Linked DNA regions of Mus musculus: region 2 is linked to region 1. A link is a contact called in ENCODE Hi-C or POLR2A ChIA-PET data. All regions are on one chromosome and are shown on one strand. The core of a region is the stretch at or near the end of the contact, and the rest is flanking DNA. Distances in the headings are between cores, read along the strand shown. Region 1 holds the start of Ubxn8 (UBX domain protein 8). Region 2 holds the start of Purg (purine-rich element binding protein G).

The links. A loop is a pair of places that touch in the nucleus more often than their neighbours do. ChIA-PET counts read pairs that join two places held with the same protein, here RNA polymerase II (POLR2A).
Region 2: a map of heart shows a loop between it and region 1 (3-fold over the local background). The contact joins the promoter of Purg here to the promoter of Ubxn8 in region 1. A Hi-C loop is called at or near these places in 4 of 37 maps with a recorded cell type or tissue (heart and left cerebral cortex). POLR2A ChIA-PET finds 5 or more read pairs at or near these places in 1 of 5 experiments (Patski).

What each region holds. Positions count from the first base shown.
Region 1 is chr8:33,640,175-33,643,561 of GRCm38, forward strand. It overlaps Ubxn8 (UBX domain protein 8), which reads right to left and starts at 1,802. Exons shown (of 8, transcript NM_178648.2): 1 at 1,676-1,802. The coding sequence starts at 1,763.
Region 2 is chr8:33,384,335-33,387,721 of GRCm38, forward strand. Purg (purine-rich element binding protein G) reads left to right here and starts at 1,508. Exons shown (of 2, transcript NM_001382855.1): 1 at 1,508-1,729; 2 at 1,996-3,387. The coding sequence starts at 2,002. The coding sequence ends at 3,054. It overlaps Wrn (Werner syndrome RecQ like helicase), which reads right to left and starts at 1,193. Exons shown (of 34, transcript NM_011721.4): 1 at 1,008-1,193.

The sequences.
Region 1 (3,387 bases), core at 552-3,051:
ACGCCAACCTGGTCTACAAAGTGAGTTCCAGGACAGTCAGGGCTACACAGAGAAACCCTGTCTCGATAAAACAACAAAAAAAAAAGAGAGAGAGAGAAAAAAAACTATGGGTTACTATAGGACCTGAAAACATGAGGCAGGAGGTTTGCTTCAAGACACAGGCTAACCTAAGCTAATTGAAGACTCAAAAGACACACATAATAATAAAAACCATGCAGGGTAGTGATGATGCACACCTTCAATCCCAGCACTGGGGAGGCAGAGGCAGGTGAATCTCTATGAGCTCAAGACCAGCCTGCTCTATAAAGTGATTCCAGGGCACCACGGGCTGTTACACAGAAAAACTCTAGAAAAAGAAAAGAAAAGAAAAGAAAAGAAAAGAAAAGAAAAGAAAAGAAAAGAAAAGAAAAGAAAAGAAAAGAAAAGAAAAGAAAAGAAAAGAAAAGAAAAGAAAAGAAAAGAAAGAAAGAAAGAAAGAAAGAAAGAAAAAGAAAGGAAAGAGCTGGAGAGATGGCTAAGCAGTTAAGAGCACTGACTGCTCTTCCAAAGGTCCTAAGTTCAATTCCCAGCAACCACATGGTGGCCCACAACCATTCATAATGAGATCTAACGCCCTCTTCTGGTGTGTCTGAAGACAGCTACTGTGTGTACTTACATATAATAAATAAATCTTAAAAAAAAATCAAAACCACCTCCAATTAGTCACTGATCGTCCTCAATAAATCACAGTGCTCTCAAATGTAAAGATTTTAACAGTACTGTAAACTCAAGTATCCCCTTACTTTTATGTTCTACAGAAGGTGATTAACTGATAAGAACTTTTTAGACTATGGAATGGTTCAAATGTTGCAGGTCCAGAGCCTAACCATGGATTATTATGGGCTTTAATTAGCCCACTTAATAGTCACTCATTGTTCACCTATATGCCTGACCTAACTATGCCTATCACATGGAACCTACACAATATATTAACTTAGCCCACAACCTTCTACCAATCCAAAAGTTTATTTTGTGAGCACCTGAGCCCTCTGCGAGAGGTTTTCCTACACGTTGCTGTAACTCATCTCCCTGATGGACCTACATATATTTAAGGTGTTTTGTGACATTTTTTTGGCTGTTACAATAAAAACTTTTGGAACCGTGGAACCGAGAATTTGAAGTAACCCAAATCCGTATTCTCAGAACACCACGGACATTTAGATTCGATTCCAAAATAAACTCTGACCTGCTCTGGGGCAGAGCGCTGTTTTTTAGGCTAACAGTACCTACAAGTCGTTGTGGCAGTAGTGGAGAGTGAGATTGCAAACAGGGTCTGACTTAGAATAAGATTCTCAGAAATGGTACTTGGGGACTCCCTTTCATCCATTCCTTGATCATGACACAAAGGCTTTCACCTGAAACATGGCTCAGCTATCAGCTTATTTACTTCCGGCTCTCATTACTCTTAGAGGCGAAACAGTTCCTATCTGTCCCTGCGCTTCTCACTCGGGTCCCTTTCCAAGCCGACCCTGGCCAGAGATCAAGAGAACTTTTTCCCGCGGAAATGGAGGCGGTTCCGGAAGAGGGGCGGGCGCGATGGATTCTGGGGATTGTAGTCAAAAGCGCGCGGAGGTCCGCGCCGCTCAGGTGACAACACTCCAGCTGGGAGCACCGAGAGGAGAAAGGCAACACTTACCGAGACTCGGGATCCCGCGCCGGAGCTCCAGACACAAGAGAGGGAGAGCAGAGAGCAAGAAAAGGCCCACGACGCCACGAGAAGCCATGGCGCGGAGGGCTCGCTGGGCGCAGTGCCCGCCCCTTCCGGCCGTGCCTTCCGCGAGCTCGCCCCGGAGGCCTCGGGCTGGGAGGAATGGAGGGAGGATGCTGTGCCCTGAGGCTGGGGCGCGGGCCCGGATGCGATTGCTCAGACGGCGCGGGTCATCTCCTTCGGCTGGGACGGTCCCTGTCCTGTGGATCTGAGGCTGGTCACGATGACAGTGGCTTATCAGACTGTGCAGGTCTAAAAGATGGTGCTCAGAAGACTGAAATGACTTAAAAGGGGCGGTTGACGCTGCGAGGCCCGGTGGCCTTGTGTCCCTTGGGGGTAACAGGGCGTTTGGTTCTTAGCTAACTAGTTACTAAGCATCTTCTCTTCCTAACAGGTCCTGCGGGAAGCTTAAAAGTGGGGTCTGCTCCCTAGTGCCTGTTCCTGCCCCACACCCGCGTGGAGAGTTCCCTAGACCTGCCCCCCACTCACTGTTCTCCCTGTCAATGCCTACACGTGTTACAGTTATGACTTAACGTTGGCCTCACAGTGACTTCCCTGCCACTCCATGACTCAGCTCTGGTAACTTAGAGTTCAGGAATGGAGGGCCTTCCCACTGACAAGATTCCCAACTTGGCAAGTCCTCAACCATCAATACCCCCAGTCGCTCTTCAGTTTAGCTTAAGTTCCAAGTATGTGTAAGTTACTGAATTTGTCCTAAACAAACTCAGCCCTGGGATACATGTCCTGTACAGAGACTATCTGATGTCTGGTGCCATGATAGGAATGTCTGTATAGAGTGCTACAGAACCACGTTCTGCAGTGTGGAGAAGAATTTCCTGAGGAGATAGTGACTAAAGTGTGAAGGTTTGGAGTTTGGACTTCGGACACTTTTAACCACAGCACTAGGGAGGCAGTGGCAGATGGATCTCTGAGTTCAAGGCCAGCCTGGTCTACAGAGTGAGTTCCAGGACTGCACAGAGAAACCCTGATTGAAAAAAACAAAAGAAAAAAAAAGTATACAGAGGAGCGTCCAAGACCTTGGAACAGTGAGCCCTAAATGGGTGAATATGAAACCCTCCCCTTAGGGAACCCCAAAGGAGCAGAGGCAGAAAGAGTAAGAGCAAAAGGGATGAAGGGCACGGAGAAAACAAGGCCCTCCAAAGCAAAAAAGATCGATAAATATGTGAACTCAGTGAACTGAGGCAGCATGCACAGAGCCTGTGTGGATCTTCACCGATAAGCTCCTAGAGCCCAAAGAAGTAGACAGCTATCCCCATCCTTAATCCAGCCACTATCTCCAACTGATAACCACTTGAAAAAGTAAATTCTCTCTCCAGGGAAGGCTCACTTGAAAAACATTTGCGATGGTAGACTGAATGGCCAGCAGTGGATGGCCAATACAACCTTAGAGGTTCCTGCTCTTGAAATGTCATGTCAGAGTCCTGCCTTTTTTTTTTTTTTAACCTCCTTTTACCCTAAAGTTCCTTTGTGTATATATTATGGCTTCCAGTTTAGTGTTTTTATGGCATTCCCAAGTGTGCCAACATGAGGCTTTGATTCTTACACTCTCTCTTGGGCTCTTCCCCTTCCGTCTGTTTTCTCTGATTCTGATGTATTAGTTCTATTTTAATTATCCTTTA
Region 2 (3,387 bases), core at 258-2,757, 260 kb before region 1:
AAGCAGCCTCCTTCAGGCTTGCACTTTCTTTCCTGTCCCATAGACACTTCCTTCACAGTGAGGACCTATTGGGAATTGTACCTCCCAACACCCACTGGCCCTCACCCGTCTTTCTTTCATTTTCACTTTGTCAATACTGCACTTGGCATTTTGTGTATCTCTTTCCGCTAAATTGTGAGCTCAAAAATGGGTAAATTTTCTGTTTCATTCATTTTGTTATCTCAGCAGCGCTCAACAATTATATGCTGAATTAGCAGAGCTGGGATGCCATTCAATTGAAGAGCGCTGTATCAAGCAGGTGAGTGGTCCCAGTCTGGGGTTCCATCCTCAAAGCAAGAGGAGACACAGGGGACAACTAGTATACAACGACATCGAGTACCAAACTGCCCTATACGCCGCAGGCTTTGCATACAATCTCTAATAAAAGATCAAGAGGGCATGACAGGGTAGGCCGTACTCTCTTGAGTTCGAGGACAGCCTGGGCTAAAAGTGTGAGGGGCTACAGAAGAGAAGCCGGGTCTCAATAAAACCAAAGGGAAAAATAAGGCTGAAATTTGTTATTTGGGGACTCTGGATTAGCATCCTAAAGAGTTTTTTGCTCTCCAGGTTTTTACATATCAGGTCTATGGGAGAACGAGTCATATTCAACAAGACCAAATGCTCATTAGTACAATGACTTAACCTTAAGAGGTCCAAAACAATTTGCTCAGTAGTGGAAAGTCGGTTGCCTCCCCGGACTCAGTTACCTCTGCCTCCGAAGCGCTATAAACAGCAGCTGGGGCGGAAGAGGCGGGAAAGCCCACTGACGGGACCAGAGGAGGCCTGTGGCTCCGAGGCCCCTTTCCAGGGGATCTGAAGGAGAAAGGAGGCAAGGCTCCCTTTCCAAGAATCTCCCCAACACAACCCCAAGAGAAAGCCTCGTGGGAGAGAGAAACAAGCGTCCGAGATGCGTAGATATAGCCCAGGGTACGCAAAGGGGAGAGGCAAAAGCGGGGAAGGCACGTTACCCTGAGAAGAGCCAGATCTAAGGGTCTTCTCCTCCAGCAGGATGATTTATGGAGGACTGAGAACCAAAGCCCAGGACCCAGGCATCGAGAGAGGCCTCACATTTACTAACTTTATACCAACGGGCGCCTCGGTGCACTTCTGGTCTGGCGACTGCCCTTCCCTGCACTCCGCCCGCGGCCCCGCCCAACCTCTCCCAGCCGCGCCGCCCTCCCACCCACCGCAGCCACCCCGCGCAGCACGCATGCTCAGAGCTGACGGCCGCTGGGCACGCTGGGAAATGTAGTCTCAACGCAGGTGCGGGTGAGTCGCGGGAAATCACAACCCTCCCGCCACCTCTCCTGCCGGCTCTCTCGCACGCCGGGTCCCCGCGCGCTGTCTGCCGTCAGGGCGCGCCCGGAGGCAGAGCCCGAGTCCCCCGTCTTTCCGCTAGCGCGGCTGGGGAGGCGGGGTCCCAAGCCCGGCCCCTCAGGCAGCTCCCCGCCTCCCTCCCGCCCTCCCCGCGGCGTCGGGCCGGTGCCCGAATCCAGGCAGCGGCCGCAGGAGGCGCGGCGGCGGCGGTGGGCGCCGCAGGCGATGCCCCTGCCCCGCTGCTCCGGCGGGGGGCAGAGCGCGCGGCGGCGGCGGCGGCGGCGGGGAAGGAGGCGGGGGGCGGCGGCGGAGGGGCCGAGAGCTGGCGGCGGCGGCGGCGGTGGTCGTGAAGGGCATCGGTGACGGAGATGATGTGAGTGTCGGCTGGCTGGGACCCCCGGGGCTGCCGAGCCGGAGCTGGGCGGCTGGCAGCGTACGGGAATCGGAGCGGGAGGCCTGGGGCGGCAGAGGGGATGCTGTGTGCGCGGTGCGGAGCCGGCCGAGGCCGGAGCGCGAGAGCCGGGCCAGAGTAGGGGTTCCGGGCGGCGGCAGCGGGGGCAGTGCGGACCCAGGGGCGTCTGCGATTGTTCTCAACACCCCTCCCCCATCCCACCCCGTGTGTCTGTTTGTCACTTGCAGCTGAAGATGGAAAGAGCCAGGCGAAGGGGAGGCGGCGGCAGCGGCGGCGGCCGTGGCCGCGGAGGCAAGAATGTAGGGGGCCCTGGCCTAAGCAAGAGTAGACTCTATCCCCAGGCCCAGCATTCTCACTACCCCCACTACTCCGCGTCAGCCACCCCTAATCAGTCTGGGGGCACATCCGAAATCCAGGAGCTAGCCTCCAAACGTGTGGACATCCAGAAAAAGAGGTTTTACCTAGACGTGAAGCAGAGCTCCCGGGGCCGCTTCCTAAAGATAGCCGAAGTCTGGATAGGGAGAGGCCGGCAGGACAATATCAGAAAGAGTAAACTGACCCTCTCCCTGTCGGTAGCAGCAGAGCTGAAGGACTGTCTAGGCGACTTCATCGAGCACTATGCCCATCTGGGCCTGAAAGGCCACAGACAGGAGCATGGCCAGAGCAAAGAGCAAGTCTCCAGGAGGCGGCAGAAGCACTCTGCACCCTCCCCACCGGTGTCAGTGGGGTCAGAAGAGCATCCTCACAGTGTCCTCAAAACGGACTATATAGAGAGGGACAATAGGAAATACTACCTGGACCTAAAGGAAAACCAACGAGGTCGCTTCCTAAGGATTAGACAAACCATGATGCGGGGCACTGGCATGATCGGTTACTTTGGCCACAGTTTGGGCCAGGATCAGACTATTGTCCTCCCAGCACAAGGTATGATTGAATTTCGTGATGCCTTGGTTCAGCTGATTGAAGACTACGGCGAAGGAGACATAGAAGAACGAAGGTGTGGAGACGACGACCCACTTGAACTCCCAGAGGGGACCTCTTTCAGAGTGGACAATAAAAGGTTCTACTTTGATGTGGGCTCTAATAAATATGGAATTTTCCTGAAGGTAAGTGAGGTGAGACCGCCTTACCGTAATACTATTACTGTTCCGTTCAAAGCTTGGACAAGGTTTGGGGAGAATTTTATCAAGTATGAAGAAGAGATGAGGAAAATTTGCAACAGCCATAAGGAAAAGAGAATGGATGGCCGTCGGGCCAGTGGTGAAGAACAAGAATGCCTGGACTAGCGTGAAATTGAACTCCAGCAGGCAGAATTTAGAAATCAGTAATTGGCTAAACGTACTGATCCGTAATCATGATCATTTGAAGAAGTTTCTCCTCTTTTGGGCCCTCTGTTATTAGTAATACCTCTAATAGTTTATACTTAAAAGGAGTCTGATTCTCATGTTATGTTATACATAGATCACTATAATTCTCATGGGAATTCCAACCTCCCCAGAGCCAAATAGTTTAGCTGCTTCAACTGCTCCAGACTATTGAAGTATGCAGATCAGCACAGAGTGTGACATTCTGACCTTTAATCACGATAACTTAAGATTTACATTGCACTATGACAGAAT